Regions from separate parts of the Mus musculus genome. Here region 1 is linked to region 2. A link is a loop called in an ENCODE intact Hi-C map of the cell type or tissue named here. Cell type or tissue: heart. All regions are shown on one strand.

The links. A loop is a pair of places that touch in the nucleus more often than their neighbours do. Peaks named below come from ENCODE experiments on the same cell type or tissue, not always from the same donor. Only the 100,000 strongest peaks of a DNase experiment are listed, where the experiment ranks them.
Region 1: it touches region 2 in a loop (2.1-fold over the local background); 2 of 42 quality-filtered maps call a loop at or near these places.

The regions. Positions count from the first base shown.
Region 1 is chr11:36,381,162-36,389,161 of GRCm38, forward strand. It overlaps Tenm2 (teneurin transmembrane protein 2), which reads right to left. Exons shown (of 29, transcript NM_011856.4): 3 at 3,958-4,167. All of the region lies in intron 1 of Gm33585 (a long non-coding RNA gene), which reads left to right. Among named protein-coding and RNA genes, the nearest start is that of Gm33585, 27 kb to the left of the region's middle. In heart, a CTCF peak has its summit at 3,175 (motif pointing left); no DNase peak of the experiment used is centred here.
Region 2 is chr11:36,217,278-36,225,277 of GRCm38, forward strand. It overlaps Tenm2 (teneurin transmembrane protein 2), which reads right to left. Exons shown (of 29, transcript NM_011856.4): 6 at 4,131-4,253. Among named protein-coding and RNA genes, the nearest start is that of Gm46251, 57 kb to the left of the region's middle. In heart, a CTCF peak has its summit at 4,147 (motif pointing right); no DNase peak of the experiment used is centred here; H3K4me3 peaks cover 479 bases; H3K27ac peaks cover 720 bases.

The DNA of each region.
Region 1 (8,000 bases), 160 kb after region 2:
GCTTAGATGCATGCCTTTAATCCTAGTACTGGCAGTGGAAACAGGTAGATCCCTCGTGCTCACTCTGCAGCCAGCTAGCCTATGTGGTGAACCCCAGGCCAACTAAGGAAATAATGTGAACACCACCTGAGGAATGACACCTAAAGCTGACCTCTGGCTTCTACGTGTGTGCAAACAGACATGCACATGTATCACCCCCTCCAAGTAAAGAAGACATACATAAGCAGGTGAGTACACGTGGAGACCCTCATATACAAACTGAGACTTGCACACTATAGCACGCCACTTAGAATGAGCCAAAGTCTTGCTGTCTTACAAAAGGGCTGGGGCATATCTCCTTTTCCCCAATGCAAACTTAGACTTCTCCTCTCCATCTTTGGATGGCTCATCTCTGTTGCTGAGGACTTCCTGAAAGGTTCTTGTCAGTGTCCCTTGCTCTTATTTCTAATGTGTAGTGTGATGTTGATGATAAGTCCTCCAAACCTCTATGGAGAATCAAAACTCAACTTTCTCTACAGGAGAGGGGCAAGCATGGTCTTTTGGTGAGTGCATGACTGTGGCCTGTATATTTTATTCCTATGCTGACAGCAAAACGCACAGCTGATATACTGATTTGAAAGTGAGCCCTGCTTTTCCAGATGTAGAAGCGTCCTTTCTGCTGCTGCTGGGATCTAGGTTATTTTCCAGATGAGTGATTTCATAGGATCTGAAGTTATACTGCTGTATATACAAGAAATAGCTTTGGTGCTAAACTGCTCTGGCAGAAGGTCAAAAACACAGGGTGAGGCCCTGGCCCAAGCTCAGCTAGTGGGAAACAAAGGTTTCAGGGGCTGGATTTATCCAGTTCTGGAATCATCTCTCCAACTATACTATTTGATTGGCACAGACAGAGGCATAGACAGAGAGTTAGAGCAACTTGGCTACAAAGTTGGGGCAATCTGAGTACCATGCAGTAAAGAATGCAGTATAGTCAAAAAATAATGACAGTTGGTGCATAAAGGTTAAACTTGGTTGTTGCTTCGAGAGGTTTTCCTGTTGGAAAAAAACATTCTAGCTCCTGTATTTTATATCCAGTGTGTCTCTTTAAAACAGAGTCATGGTAGGCAGGAAATGTGTACTGTGACTCTCCTAATGCCATTATCAAACCATGGAAACAGTAAGAGGAAGGCAAGAAATAATGTTTTCCTGTTGTGAATGGACTCTATATGCTGGAAGGTATTTTAACTAAGGGGCAAAAAAACCAACAAAGTCTGAACTGCTACATGGTTTTAAGATTCCACTGTCATTGCCAAAGGACCAACTTAAAGATATTCTTCATGATTAACCGGCTAAACTTAACATACCCAAACACAGGGGCCCCAGTGCTGGTGCCTACAGCACCTGACAAACTCAGCCACTTTCATCAAACCCAATCGAAAACACTCAGGCACTGCTCTGCACTCTGCATCTTTGGTGTCAAACTCCATTTTCAATCCTTTACGTCAAATTTAAATTCATGGCAATTGCATTCAGATCTTGATAGAAGCTCCAATTTGCCCGGGACCCCAGATCCATTCCACAAGACATATATACACGTTCAAGTGCCCACATACCCCAACTGGGCATGCTCTCAATTTTAGCTGAGCAAGAGTGAAGCGCGTTGGATGACTCCTTGCTTGTCCGAGCCTCAGCGCACCCTCTGATAAGAGGCTGTTGGAAACAAGGCGGCCATTCAATGAGGTTCTCACCCCTCTGCTGGAGAAATAGTGTGAGCATGGCTCTTGTTTGGTATGAAAATGGACCTTTGCCCTTTTGGTGCCATTTCCTTCTCTCAGTGAAGCTAAAATCACTATCAGTTTTTGAAGCAAGCTGAACAAATTGGTGTAGCTGATGAAAAGCGAGTAAGTTTGGCTCTAAATCTATAGATCTGTTCTGCCCACCCAAATGATGAGCTCTTGATTTCTATACAAAGCCAACAACAACAACAAAAATCCTCTATTGACAACCAACAAGCTGATACACCCACCATCCAAAAGGGAAGGAATTGCTCTGCGTGCTGTCACTAAGAAAACATGCTGGATGTCCCTGTGATAACAGCTGACCCCGCTTATGGAAGTCATCTTTGCTTGGGTATCCATACATGCATAAAAGGATGCCGCTTCTAAAAGCTCATTTTCTCTTTAATAATTGTCTGTTTTTGAAAAGCTATCAGCAGGTGCACATCATTTCAAAAGCCTCTTGTCCTTCATAATACAATATTCATCACGGTTGCATAGTATGAAATAAAAAGTAGCAAAACACAGGCGAGGGTAGTTCAATTAAATGCAACATAATCTCTGTCGAAAAAAAAGAAAAAAAGAAAAAAAAGAAAAAAGAGAGAGAAAATATAGTGCTGAAGCTAAAATCAGGTTCTGATGAAAGAAAAAAGGAAATATATTTCCACATATTTTTAATTATATAGAATTTCCTCAAACATGATTTTTCATAATATATTCCATTAAGTTAACATCATATTTGAAGAAAGAGCATTTTCCGATTTCATTTTAAGCCTGATTTTGAGCAATTACGGTGTCATTGTTCCGCGGTAGAAAGGTTGAATTCATTTACTGTGTGGTTATGTTAGTTATGATTGATGTCTCTTCTCCAAATGATAAACCAATCACCCCGATGATGTAATGTCATTTTAAGAGTGCCATAATCACATTTCTCTCAAACTAGAAGCTCTGATGAGTTCTAATAAAGATTTATGGTAGATTAAAGGCCTTCATAATATCAACAATGGATTGCTCATTTGATGAGAGATTTGATTAGATAATTTTTTTTTAAAAAAAAGAATATGAGTTTGCTAAATATATCAGGCCTGGCTTTGAAGAAGGGCATGGGCCATCATAAGTAGCATTTGATTGGTCCATTTGCTAAATGAATCATCTTAATATACTTAGGAGGTCCCCTATAATTGGTGAGGTTGAGACCACTGGTAGCTTATATTCATGGATAGAGCCAGAGAAATCTTCGCAGGGAGAATTCTTGGCATCTCTATTGCTTTTGATGATCTGTGTTAATGAATATCATGAGCAGTTAGCTCAGAAGGCAGTGCCAAAGCTTTGGGTCAAGTGCAAGTAATTAGTACCATACTCCCCATCCCCCGGGACATGGATACTGAATCCCTAGGTAACTGCGCCCTCTTCTGTATTCTTATGTTCAGGTGAACAGTCTACCAATTACTGAATCCAAAATAAGGCCTGATTATTGCTGCACTTGGGCCAATTCTTTCTAAGACTTGGAGAGTAGGAGTTGAGGCACAAAATCCTCAAAAGTGGAGCAGAACCTAGTGTTCGGTCCCTCTGTTCTGTGAACAAGAAAACCCAAACAAGAGCTCTGAATTTAGAAGCTGTGTTTATCACAGTGCCTCATGATCAGCTCATTAAATTCAAGTGAAGTGGCACAAGCAGAAGGTCACAGAGAGGTCATACCCCAAACACTTCAGTCTTGGCATGGAATTCAGTATTCATGTCAAGGGAACACATTTTCATCACAAAACCATATGAAACAAGCAAGGGGAAGTCAGAAGCCAATGATAAAAAACAGCAGAACTGGGAGGCACAGGGATGGGGCATGTGAGGGTGTCCAGGGTCACTCAGCTATGACCACAACCATAGTAATACAAAATTCAATATTCCAGTGTCTCCCCACACTTCACCTTTGAGTCCTGCATGCTTTCACATGTAGCCTTGGGCAAATTCCTCCCTCAGAAGGAGGTCCAGAGCCTGTTATAACCAGGAAAACCTCTCCAACGGCGGTGACCTTCAACAGACGCCTCTTAGAACTACCACGCCACAAAATGACAAATGCGTTTCACCTTGGTGCTCCCCACACCACTTTCTCCCAGCCTTTGTTTCAATAGTTGTCATTTTGCTGGAGACTCACAAATGTCAAGCACAAAACACCACACAATTAGACACCACAGAGTTTCCTTACCACTGCTGGAGGCTTGCTGGGGCCCTGAGCATGCTCTGAGCAGGTATGAATTGGGGGAGAATTCCTCATCAGGGTTGGTGTCCATGATCTGATGGGAGGTGTTGCTGTCTAGCAATGGCATCTGGCAGCTAACTGGTGGAGGATTATGGGAGCTAGGCAGCTGAGCAGATGGGAGGAGGCTAGACGAGGATGTAGGTGGAATGGGACGACCTGGGAAAGAGGACAGAGGGGTCAAAGGTCAGCAATGAGTGTCATGAGAGCATCTTAAGAAAGTTACATTGAAACCAGCTCACAATACAAATATATATGTATATATGTATTTTTTTTTAATGTTCCAGATGCACTTTTCAGAACGGTTATGGTGTTTCTTAACCAGCTCAACTGCATTACCACTGCTTGTATGATACTTCATACTTTATGAATATAATTCAGAAAGGGCATCCATTTGAGTGAAATCCGTCTAGAAAAAGTTTAGTTTTTTCTCTCTCCTTTGCTATGATTCCAAGTCCTCCCCATCTCTCCCTGAGCCATCTCCTTGCTGGTCTTCCTGTTTATACTCTTGAGAGAGAGTCCACCAACTCTCCCTTGACCCTGTCTCTTCTCCATAGCAATTGAGATGACGTTTCCCAGGTCGAAATCAGCTCATATCCTCTTGATACCCTCCAATTGCTTTCCATTGTATGAGGGAAGAAATAATTACCTCTCCTCCCTGTGATTCTGGGCTTATCCTACCTTCTCTGGATCATAGGTGTTCACCCACCTCCCTTACCAAGAGGACACCCTTCCCACATGGCTCTTTATTCTCCAGTGAACAGGCATTCTTATTTCCTCTGCATGAACATGTCAAACTACTCCCCCTTTGCAAAGAGTTTCTTTCTTACTTTCTTTCCTGCTTCTACTGCCTGGCCAGTATTCTCAAGACTTCAGCTTCTCTTCAGTGAAGCTCTCCATGTCTGCATGCTTCAAACAAGAACTACTTTCTCTAGCCCATCAGCCCATTTCAGTATCCTCATAGACCTTATTAGTACCTGGTACTCAAAATTGTATCCCCAGTGAACAAATCAAGAGGCCATACTAAAAACCAAATCCTTTAGCTTAGGGTAGGAGATGAAACCAGATGGACAGACAGAGCCTGCATTGGCATGCCAGTGGTTTGATCATTCATTGCATCACATGGTTTATTTGGATATTGTGGAGGACTTCCTGTTAGGTAAAGCAGGGATGCCCTATGCCATAATGAACAGCAGTCAGTCTAGGAGAGTGGGGAATAACCTGGAGGTGACCTTAGGCAAAGAAGGTCCCTTCCATATGGATGGCTGTCGGAACCTCTTCCTCACTGGCAGCAGGCTCCTCACACTGACTCTTGAGCAATGACAATTTCTGTCTACACATTCTGCCAACTGTGCACAGGGTCATTTTAATTGTTGCCTGTGTGGTTTGTTTGCAAGGAAACTAAGGAATATGAGCCAGGAGAAGCAGCCCATGAAACTGAGATGTGGAGGGAAACTGGAGAGTCAGATGAACAGTTTGATTCGGAGAGGTGTTCATGCCTGAAAAGTTACACTTTCCTGAAGAATTGCACACACAGAGGTGCACTCAGACATTCTGCTAGATACCAGCACTTGCTGCTGCTTTCATAACTGTATTTCCTGATTTATTATTATTAACTGCACTATACGGTACCCTGGATGGATGGTTTTGGTTCAACCAATGCATGTGCAGTTGTTTTGAGTCCTAAGGAGTCCACCATTCTGCCCTCAGATCTAGTGAGGAGTCAGAGGGGGTTCAGATGATAAGAAACAGGATGGTGGAATGCACTAAAATAGGGTACCATCAGGGCCGAAGAAGGAGATGTTTTGGCAGGAGTCAGGGTTTAAAAATTGCATAAGGATCCCTGAACGAGTGGAAGCTTGAACAAGTCTCTGAAGAAAATGCAAGTGACTCTGAAGAGAGAGAATGGAAGGAACAGTCGTAAGGAGGCATCAAACTACTGTCAGAATGGTGCCCTTTGGAAGGACAGAGGTGACACAAAGTTGAAGATAAAAGAAGTTTAAGTGAGTTTGAGGTTTTGAAATTTATGTGTCTCTACAAATGTTTCATAGAAGTCAGAAGAGGGTGTAAGATCTCTTTCAGCTGGAGTTGCAGTTGAGTTGACCAATGTGGATGCTAGGAACTGAACTTGGGTCCTCTGGAATATCTGCTCTCAGCCACTGAGGCATCTCTGCATCCTTAAAATTTAAATATTAAGTTTCTTACCCAATAACACAATGGAAATGATCGTGAACCATCCTTGCCATTGTCAATGGGTAAATGGAATAATTTGAAGAGTTCAGTAAATTCATAGCTGTTGGGGAGCACTATAAGACATGGCATTTTTGTCAGGTGCTTGGACTGAGTGCCATGGAGCTTTATCAGAATCAATGCCAGCGTTGAATCAATAATTCTCTCATAGACGTTCTAACAATGAGGCTATAACTACCACCATTGTAACTATCACTGCTTATTGCATGGTATTGCTCGGTCACTCATGGCATGCTCTGTTTCCTTGCATAATATTTCTTAATCCTCAAAACAATCTCATTATGCTAGAATGACCACATATTCCCATAAAACATGAGAATAGAATATTCTCATTTTATAGACGAAGAAGCAGAAACAAAGAGGCTGAGTTCAACAGTTAGAAAATGTCCAGAGCTGGGCTTGCCCTTGGGCTTCTTTTTCCCAAATCCACCTTGTATCCTCATGGTGCTTGCCCAAACAGCATGGTGATATGGTGATGGTAACAATAACAATAAACAACAATAATAAATAGTAATGATAATGTTACATAGAGGGTAGGAAATGTATGCAAGAGAGATACTTCCAAGGTATAGCTCCTCCCGATCTCAGGGCTTCCCCCTGAATCTCAAGTTGAACCTGTGTTTGAACCACACGTAGCAGTTATTATCCTATAGAGCTCCAGGTTTTCACTGTCAATTGTTCTGAAGTTTGCAGTGATGATACTCTCTGTCCTCTTTTAAGGTTTCTGACTGCAGATGGTCCCAACTGGGTCCTGTGTACTCGGTGCTGACATCCGCTTAGTAGCAGGACTCAGGTAGGGAGAGATTGCTACAACGTAATCAAAGGGCTTTCAAGTGTGTGCTACTGAGGCAAATTGGAACTGGATGTTGAAGAACAAGAATGGCTGTGAGCCAATTTTTAAAAATTCTTTTGAGCGAGTGACTGAGGTGGAGCTAAGGTCCCACCTCAAGTTTTCCAGGAGCCAGATAGGTGGAATCATTCTTTCTATGAACTTCTGGGACTTTTGTTTAGCATGAAGTCATTTCATACAGTCCAGCCAACAGAGCTTTTTAATATCCACAAATACTGACAATAGAGGAAGAGTCACAACACGGTGTAAGTGTTGGGGTTGCTTCGTTTACTGTAACTATGCATCATAGAATTGTGTGACTCCCATTATCTTCCCACACCTCTTAATTCCTTAATTGTGCTTTGGTACTTCCTTCTGTTCTGCTTCCTGGTAGCCATCACTACTTGGAGAATTTCAGAATCACTAGCTCTGCCCTGAGTCAGACAGTGTGCTGTTCCCTGTTTGTTAGGTCATTTGCTAAGTTTGTTCACTTAGGATGCATATTGCCCCTGACTATTCCAACTGACAGAGACCATCTGTGTGGATACAAACAGGTTCCAAAGTACAGGGGAGAGAGCTGGAACTTATGCGGCTCCCTTTGTGGACTCTGTTACCTTACAGAAAGCCTTAGTATGGGTGGGCAGCTAATCAGGTGGCAGGCTCCAGCCTGATTCCCAGATCATGGCAGATGCTCTTTATTCCCAACTGTTTCTCCAGTTTCTTTTTGAATGAGCACAAAGTTCCCCAGCAAATGTACAGAAAACAGCACTGAACTGATAGTTACAAAGCAAAGAGGTAGCTGCAATGTGTCATTTGTTGAGCTTCTATGGTCTTGCCCATGTGCAAGTGTGTATGCACAGGGGTTTTCCGATGTAAATCAAACTCTGATTATCTACATGACTGGATCACCTGT
Region 2 (8,000 bases):
ATCAGCACTTGATGAAGAAAGAGAAACAGAGGCTTTGGGGCCTTGGACTACACATAATTTGGGTATAGGGAAGGTTCAATAGAAGTGGAAATGAGTGTTGGGAATGACATAGGAAAATCATAAACTTTTTATTATTATTATTAAAGGGTAAAATTGCAAATTTGTCTTTGTAGACCGTCCAGTCTGCCGCACCTGTTTGCCTCCACGGCCTGATGGGCATAGCTACGCACCAATAGAAATGATCATCACAGTGGGTGGTCAGGCAGATTTGGTCCATGAGATATGGTTTGCTAACCTCAGTGACACAGAGGATACTAGGAAGGTAAAATGACTGATGGATTTTTGAGAATGATCCATGAAATTCTACTTGAGAGTATATTCTTTCTTAAGATCAGTGCACAAACCCGGAGCCAGTGACATGCCCTGGCAAAGCTCTCGTATACTTTGTTTCTGGGTCCAGGCAATCAAGCTGACTCCCTTTATGCTATCTGACCAGGTCAGAATACTATATCGAATCTTCATTCTTAAGGCTTATCTAAGCTCAGATCTATAGAGAAAGCACTCTGTGTCCCTCTAATGAAGATGTATGAGTTCATTCCTTTGAACATAGAAATACACACGAGATGGTGAGTGATCCTGGCAGTCCAAGAGCAACTTCTTTTCAATGTGGAAACCAAGACCATCCACGGTAAAGTTTAATTGAAAGAGGGTGTGTGTGCGGCGGGGGGTGGGGGAGGGAAGGATAAGCTAGGAACAACTGTAAATGGATAAGGAAGAGGAAGATGAAACCCCAAGAACACTCTCTCCTAACTAATGAATGGAGAGCTCTGTTTCCACCACCGTATCAGAGTGTGGAGGCTGTCCTGTCTATTAGACTCCTTCCCAAACCTGCACAATGTAAATACTCCTGAAGACCAACTAATGAAATCTCTATCGATAGACCATCTTAGATGGGACTCACATGCCCGTGTTTTGCTTACATTTTAATTTGCTCCTGCTGGATACTTACCCAGTAATTGCTTAATAAGATTAACCTCCCTGGCAATGTGTGGTGAATCTTGATTAAAACATCGGAGTGAAGGATTATCCTATACCACAAAAAATTGAGGGGGTGTTATTTAATTAACTTATTGCCAATATGTCTTGATTGTCTCTTTGAAACAGTGGGAAAGTGGTCGATGGGAATTGATTTGGGTTATCTAAATGTATGGAATTGGTGAGTGAGGGACGGAGAGGTCACTAGGTCCAGAAATTTAAATCTCAAGTCACTCAAGGACATTAACAATCTTTCCTGTCATTTTACAAGAATTCCCTTAACCTCAAAGAGGCAATCCAGCATCTCCCTTCATTGCCAGAGCATTGTTTTTTTTTTGTTGTTTTTTTTTTTTTTTGTTTTTGCTTTTTTTTTTTGGCATTTGGAAAGCAAAGCCATTGAGTTTTATTTTAATTTAAGGCAATTTTGAAATTGCACCCTTTTTATAAAGGCCAGTGGGCAAAACCCACAGGACAATGCTTTAGCAAACAGCCTCCCCATCCCACAATTCATTTGGAAAATACCAAAGCCAGTGGTGTTATACAAGTTGGACTCTATATTTTAATGCACACAGGAAAGTCTAAGATTCTGGTCTCCCCAGATCACAATGAAAAAGATGTCCCTATTTGTTAGCCTAGAGCAGTGGTTTTCAACATATGAGTCACAACCCCTCTATCTCTGAAAATATTTATAGCGTGATTCATAACAGTAGCAAAATTACAGTTATGGAGTAGTAGTGAAAATAATTTTATGGTTGGGGTCACCCCAACATGAGGAACTGTACGAAAGGGTCATAGCATCTAGGAAGGTGGAGAACCGCTGCCTTAGAGACAAGTATTCCTAAGACTTGTTCTCGAAGGGGAGTTTTCCTCAGTTGTCTGGCTGTGATGGTGTGGGATGTTAAAGGGAAGTAGGGTTGGGAAATGGAGACAAAAGAAAAAGGGGCTATTTTCATTTCTGGGGGGCCTGTGAAGATCCCTGGGTTCAGGGTACTGTTTCAAAAGCATCTATATACAACTCCAGAGCCCTCCCATCTCCACATCCTATGATGGGATGATCTGCATCTTCACTTTCAGATGTGCATTCTAAGTTTGTTTGGTTGTTGACTTGTGGGCTAAAGAACAGCAGCGGGTAAATGTAGCAGAGACCCCATGAAGCAGGGCTTCTAAGAGCCATCCTGTTGGTCCTCCAAACCGAGGTAATTCTTCACCACAGGGAGGGAGCTAGCCAGTGTACTGGCTGTCATTTAACAGCACCCCTGGCCTTAACCCACTAGTTGCACCTCTTCCAATTGTGACAGTAAAAAAAAAAAAAAAAAGAAAAGAAAAAAAAACCCAAAAACAAACCCTTTTCAGTCATTGCCAAATGTCTCCCAAGGGGCAAAAATGAGAGCCATTGTTGTAAAGGAGAAAAGGAAGGAGTGAGGTCAAGTACTAGAGGTGAACAGATTTTAAAACTGAGGGCAATAAATTTGTCACTGGGCTTTGTGGTCAGCTGAAGCAGAATGTGGGCAGTTAGAATGTGGGCAGTTAGTTATTTTGAGATCTAGTTTCACCTACATAATAATGGGAAGCGTATCATTTCATCCTTAGATAAAACTTTTTCATGCTTACTTAAAGATGATTTAGCGTTAAGATTATGACGGATGGGAAGAGCGTTTCTTAAAGACTGAATGAAAAGGCCGAGGAGTCCTACCCAAAGGTGTAGGACAGCCCCGGGGAGACCATTAGCGTATTAGGGTAAGTAACACACAGCCAAGGCTGAGGAATTCTGGAGTCTCCTCGGGAGAAAGCACAGGTAGAGGAAAAGCCCACGTCCTGTCTGAAGATGCATATTACACAGTCCCGAATTCAAGTTTGTGCCTATCCTGTTTCATTTGGATCAGTTTCTAGAACATTCTGGGCCTGAATTTCTCAGAGATGAGATTCCTGCTCTTGGAGCTGAAGTTACACTATGTTATGTTGGATATGTGATAGTTATCCTTTCTTTTTCTTTGAAATATTCCGGCGGTGTTCTCCCCACCCTTCTCTCTGAAATGGACTGAAAAATTCTGTTTGGAGAAGCCCTTTTGATACAATCCCTTGCTTATGTGATTTCCATCCGAATCACTCAAACTGCCACCAGATTACCAAATGCCAGCCCTGTTAGCTGTGCCATTGGCTGCTCTTGTCTTTTAATTGCTCCTGTCCCCACCTCCCCATGGTTCTGTGTTTTTTTTCTCTCTGCTTTTTTAGCACCTTGTTAGCACCTATTTTTCTCCCCTACGCGAATACAGTCGCCTGATTGCCTCAATGAACACTCCTATTGTCCTCCTCCCGGCCCAAAAAGGGAAGCTTTGTTGCCAAGTTGTCAAAAGTCCTTTCTATTCTTTCCCAAAGCAGAACAGCTCTGTCTCTTTCAAGGCGAGCCAGGCGAGACTACTCCCCAGGGAGGTTGTATCTATCCTTGTGGGAGAAGGACCCAGACTAGTGGCCTGTACTGCCAGCTGCTTCCTGCCTTCTGATCAGGCAGGTTTTGGCTGCTGCTGCTGCTGCTGCTGCTGCTGCTGCCGCTGCTCCAGCTGCTGCTGTTGCTGCTGCTGCTTCTGCTTAGGCCCCGGAATGCTTTCAGGCATGCTACATCAAATCAGTTGCTGTAGATAGCATAGGTATGCACACTGCTTGGAGCAGGCGCTCTGCCAGATCCAAGTGACTCCAGCCAAACACAGCTAACAGACAGGAACAGCAAACAGCTTTTAAACAGGGGCACCTATGAAAGGCAGTCGTTTTTTTTCTTTTTCTTCTTTCCCTTCCTTTTCCTCTTTCCCTTTCTCTTTTCCTTTCCTTTCCTCTTTCCCTTTCTCCTTTCCTTTCCTTTCCTTTCCTTTCCTTTCCTTTCCTTTCCTTTCCTTTCCTTTCCTTTCCTTTCCTTTCCTTTCCTTTCCTTTCCTTTCCTTTCCTTTCCTTTCCTTTCCTTTCCTTTCCTTTCCTTTCCTTTCCTTTCTTCTCTTTTCTTTTCACATGCCTTCCACGACTTGGATTAAAAAACCTGTAGCAGCCATCAAGAGCCTTGACTTTTCCTGTGACCTCAATAGGGCAAGCAGCAGCTGTAACCTCACCTTTGCCTCCAGATGGCACTGTTGCCACATCATCGTTTCCTGGTAAGCCGGTCCTTACGCCATTGTTAAAGGTGTGTCCATCTGCCGGCTGGAGTTGCCAATTGAGTCCGAGCAGATGCATTGCTGCAGGAGAGACAAAGTAATGAAAGTATGAATAGATAATTCAGCAATGCAAATGTCAAGGGGGAGGGCCAGGTGCCTTTTTCCAAGCGACTGCCTTTTAAGGAAACTGCAGTTCAAAAATGGCTTGCCCCAGGCCGTCAGGATTAGCTAAAATATAGAAAGTGGCAATCTAAGAGCTTCTGTCTCTGCTTTGTTGCAGTTCCCAGCCTCAGGGGCAGCACCCCTTGTGGGAAGTGGAGGAGGGAGGCTGCATATAGGTCTTTATCTTTCAGGATGGGGTCACTCATCACTCGCCTGCTTGGCCACACATCTGACATGAATGCTTTTAGACAGGTGCACTGGCAAAGGCTGGGTTCACCCAGCTACTCAAAATGTGAGTCAAGTTCAGAAATAAGGCTACACTGCTCCCATTTGACCGACCCTAAAATGCCACCACAGCCAGAGGTATCTGCAATCTCTCCGGCCCACTTAGAGCATGCCTATCTAACTGTGCCAAAGTTTGAATATATATAATTTCTCCCTGTATTCATGATGAATGCATATCTTTTTTAGCACACTGTGAAAATGCTTAAGGTGTGTGTGTGAGCATATGTGTGCATGAATGTGTGTGCATATGTGTAATAGTGGTAGAGCCTTTTCCAGAAAAAAGCAAAACAAACACAGCATATTCTGTTTCCCCCAAGTACGGCATGAGACACAGATGAGATTCCCATAAGCACTTGCTCTCAGGAGACAGGCATGCATTCAGAGGTTGGTTTCCATGTACGCTGCCACCTCTGCCTCCAGGCAGCCTTCTGGTCTTGTCACTTAGCCTGTGCAGATACCTAGAGTGATTTTTAGAAAACTCAGTGTCCGTATCTCTCCCTGATGGATCCTGGTTGTATTGTTACCAAGGGGGAGGGAAACACCTCTGTTCTTTCCAGGCCCTCATCTAAGAAACGCTTCCTTTGTAAATAAATAAGGAATCCATCCCCTGTATATTTCCCACGCAAACAACAACTGTGCCCTGTCTGTCTGGCATTTCAATGGGCACAGGTTGATGCCTGCTGCCACATTCGTAGTAGCTCCGCAGGAGAGAAAGGGCTGTTGACAGGAAAGTTCTGAGTTTGAAGGTGGGGATGGGAGAAACAATTAACCACAGGAAACACAATTAACAATGCTTAGGAAATTGTTCACATAGCAATTAATTCTGCATGCCTACCACCACTTAAAGTCAGGCTCTATTCTATTAAGGTTAAAAACCCATCTTCACACAATGCAGCTTAGATTGATGGTGGCAGATTAAGATGGCAAGGTACCTGGGAGAGTCCGTGTCTGCTTTTCTCTCACAGGCTTCTCCACCTCAAGCCACATTTTCTGGCTCTCCATTTCCATGAGGTGCAAGGCCCAACGGTCGCAACTTTCCCAGATGATAAATACTAATAAGAGTAAGTGACATTTACTGTACTCTCTCCGTCGAGGTAACACCTAATTTTCTCCTGCAGTTTATCTGTTATATGTAGGTCACTTACTTGAAGAGACCAGATTCTATTGCCTCAAATAATGACATATTTTCACCATACAGAGGTCAGGAAATGAGAAGTAATCGTGGTTGCTTCAAGATAACGATAGCTTCTGATTTGTAATTACCAGGTGAAGGGAGCCAAGGAATTAGCTGTTTTAAAATGATTTTTTCAAAAAAAAAAAAAAAAACCCGATACCGCTGGGTTACCGGAGCTTGCCTGGAGCCAGCTGCTGCTGGGTCTGTGGAGGAGGGTCCCCGAGTTCTGAGACAGGTACTGCCAGCTTCTCAGGGGCAGTGGAGGGCCCCAGCCTAACAAAGCTTAGATGCTCATGTCTATGAAAAAGCAATGGGTCCTGGCAGGCAATAATGACAACCTCCCCAATGCCCTACCCGTGTGAAACTGCTCTTCAGAACTGCTCCCTCCGGTGCTGCTCAGGGTTGTCACTCCCAGGTACAGGGTATATTGCCACTGTCAGCTTCAGGACACTAGACAGGACCGGCATCTTACTGAGCATAGAAGGGATACTCATGACTTCGGGCTTTGTTTTCAAGGATGTCTTCTCTCCAACCTCTTTAACACTTTTGTGTGTGTGTGTGTGTGTTTCTATTGTAGTTCTTTATTATTGTTGATATTGCGATTGCTAGGGGTACCTCCACTATCACCATCATTAACAAAGCTGTTCAAGGTTGAGGTCCTTAGGTTCAGAGGATGCGAGTCACTTCCTAGACAACTCTTTGAGCAAAGAGGAAAATGAGTGAGATGAAAGTAAGGAAAGGGGTGAAGCCCAATCGATGAGCACAGACCTGTCCACCAGCAGAAGCTATGTGCGGAGATGAATCTCAGGCTCAGGCCTATCTCCCATCATTGAACCAAATGTTAAGAGTGGGAACTGCCCCGGGGGTATGGCCAGCCCTTCTTATTTTGGGGGAAGGACATCTGAAATAGGCTTCTGTTGGCTTTTTTAAATTTTATTTTATTTATTTCTGTTTGTATGTGTTGGTATTCTGCTCAGCTGTCCCTTGATCCCAGACTTGAGGAAGAAGGTGAGACTGTCGTGTCTCTGGCCTGTGGGAATGGACAGAAGCATCCTTGGGATAGAGGCCCAGGGGAGTTGTGATGTAAATGAGTTTGCTGACTAATGAGAGGCCTGCTCCTTATTCTGCTACTGACTGGTTCTATGTTTTTGGCTAAGGACTCATTCCTCCGACCCTCAACCCTTCCCTCCTTCCCTCCCTCCCTATTCCTTTGTAAAAGTTTCCTTCACAGGCAGAATAGAGGGCAGCTTGGGGGATGCCAAAGAGGGTTATCCACACATAGCTCCCTGAAAGAGCTGTCAGTATCTCAAACATAGACAGCACATCCATGTTTATTAGGGTAGAACATAGCACACGGGGGTATACTTGAGGGCTTAGACTGCAGAGATCTGTATGCTTCTAAATACAGAACAAAACAAAACATTCTGGTGGTACAGACAGCAGGATGGGATATTATGGGTGGCAAAATGGACCATGGTATAAAGAGAAAGATGTTCAAAACGTCTCAGTGTCTGATGTATCTTGTTGTCAATCATTGAGCTCAACATTTAGGTACTGCCATACACACCCTCCTAAAGGAGTTCCAAGTAGGTATTGTCAGGATTCTCATTCACAGACATGGGGGAAGTTATCAAGTTTTACCATTGGGAGATTTCAGAATCAAAAATACATCTATGCCAGAGATGTAGTACCTGCTTCATACTTTATATAGAGAGATCTGGCTACAAAGTCCATGGGAAAACGGCATCTCGGCAAAACTTGCTTCTATCTCAGACCTCATGGTCAGCAAGATGGGTTGGTGCATGGCCACCCACGTGCCTGCCACTGAAGCCTGGAGGAACTTTTTATTTCTTTTTTGCTATTGACCTCAAATGTGGTCTTGTGACCAGCAGTGTAGCCTGCATTGCACAGTGATCCTGAATCCTGAACAAAGAGGCAGACAGAGCCAGCCGTGGCTCAAGTGTCAGAACACAGCCAGGGAAGTAACCAGTTGTTATGGCAAAGAGCCACCTAGAGTTTAGGGTTCTTTGTTACAGCAGCAGGGCCTAATCTACCCTGACTGATAGATTCACTTATGAAGAAAAGGAAAGAGGACAGAATGTTTACAGAATAGATTTCTGTGAATTATTTAAATTTTATCAGGCCGGGAGCCTTTCTGAAATCCAAACAGGAAATTAATACCTGTTTAGGGTCATCATGCCTATTTC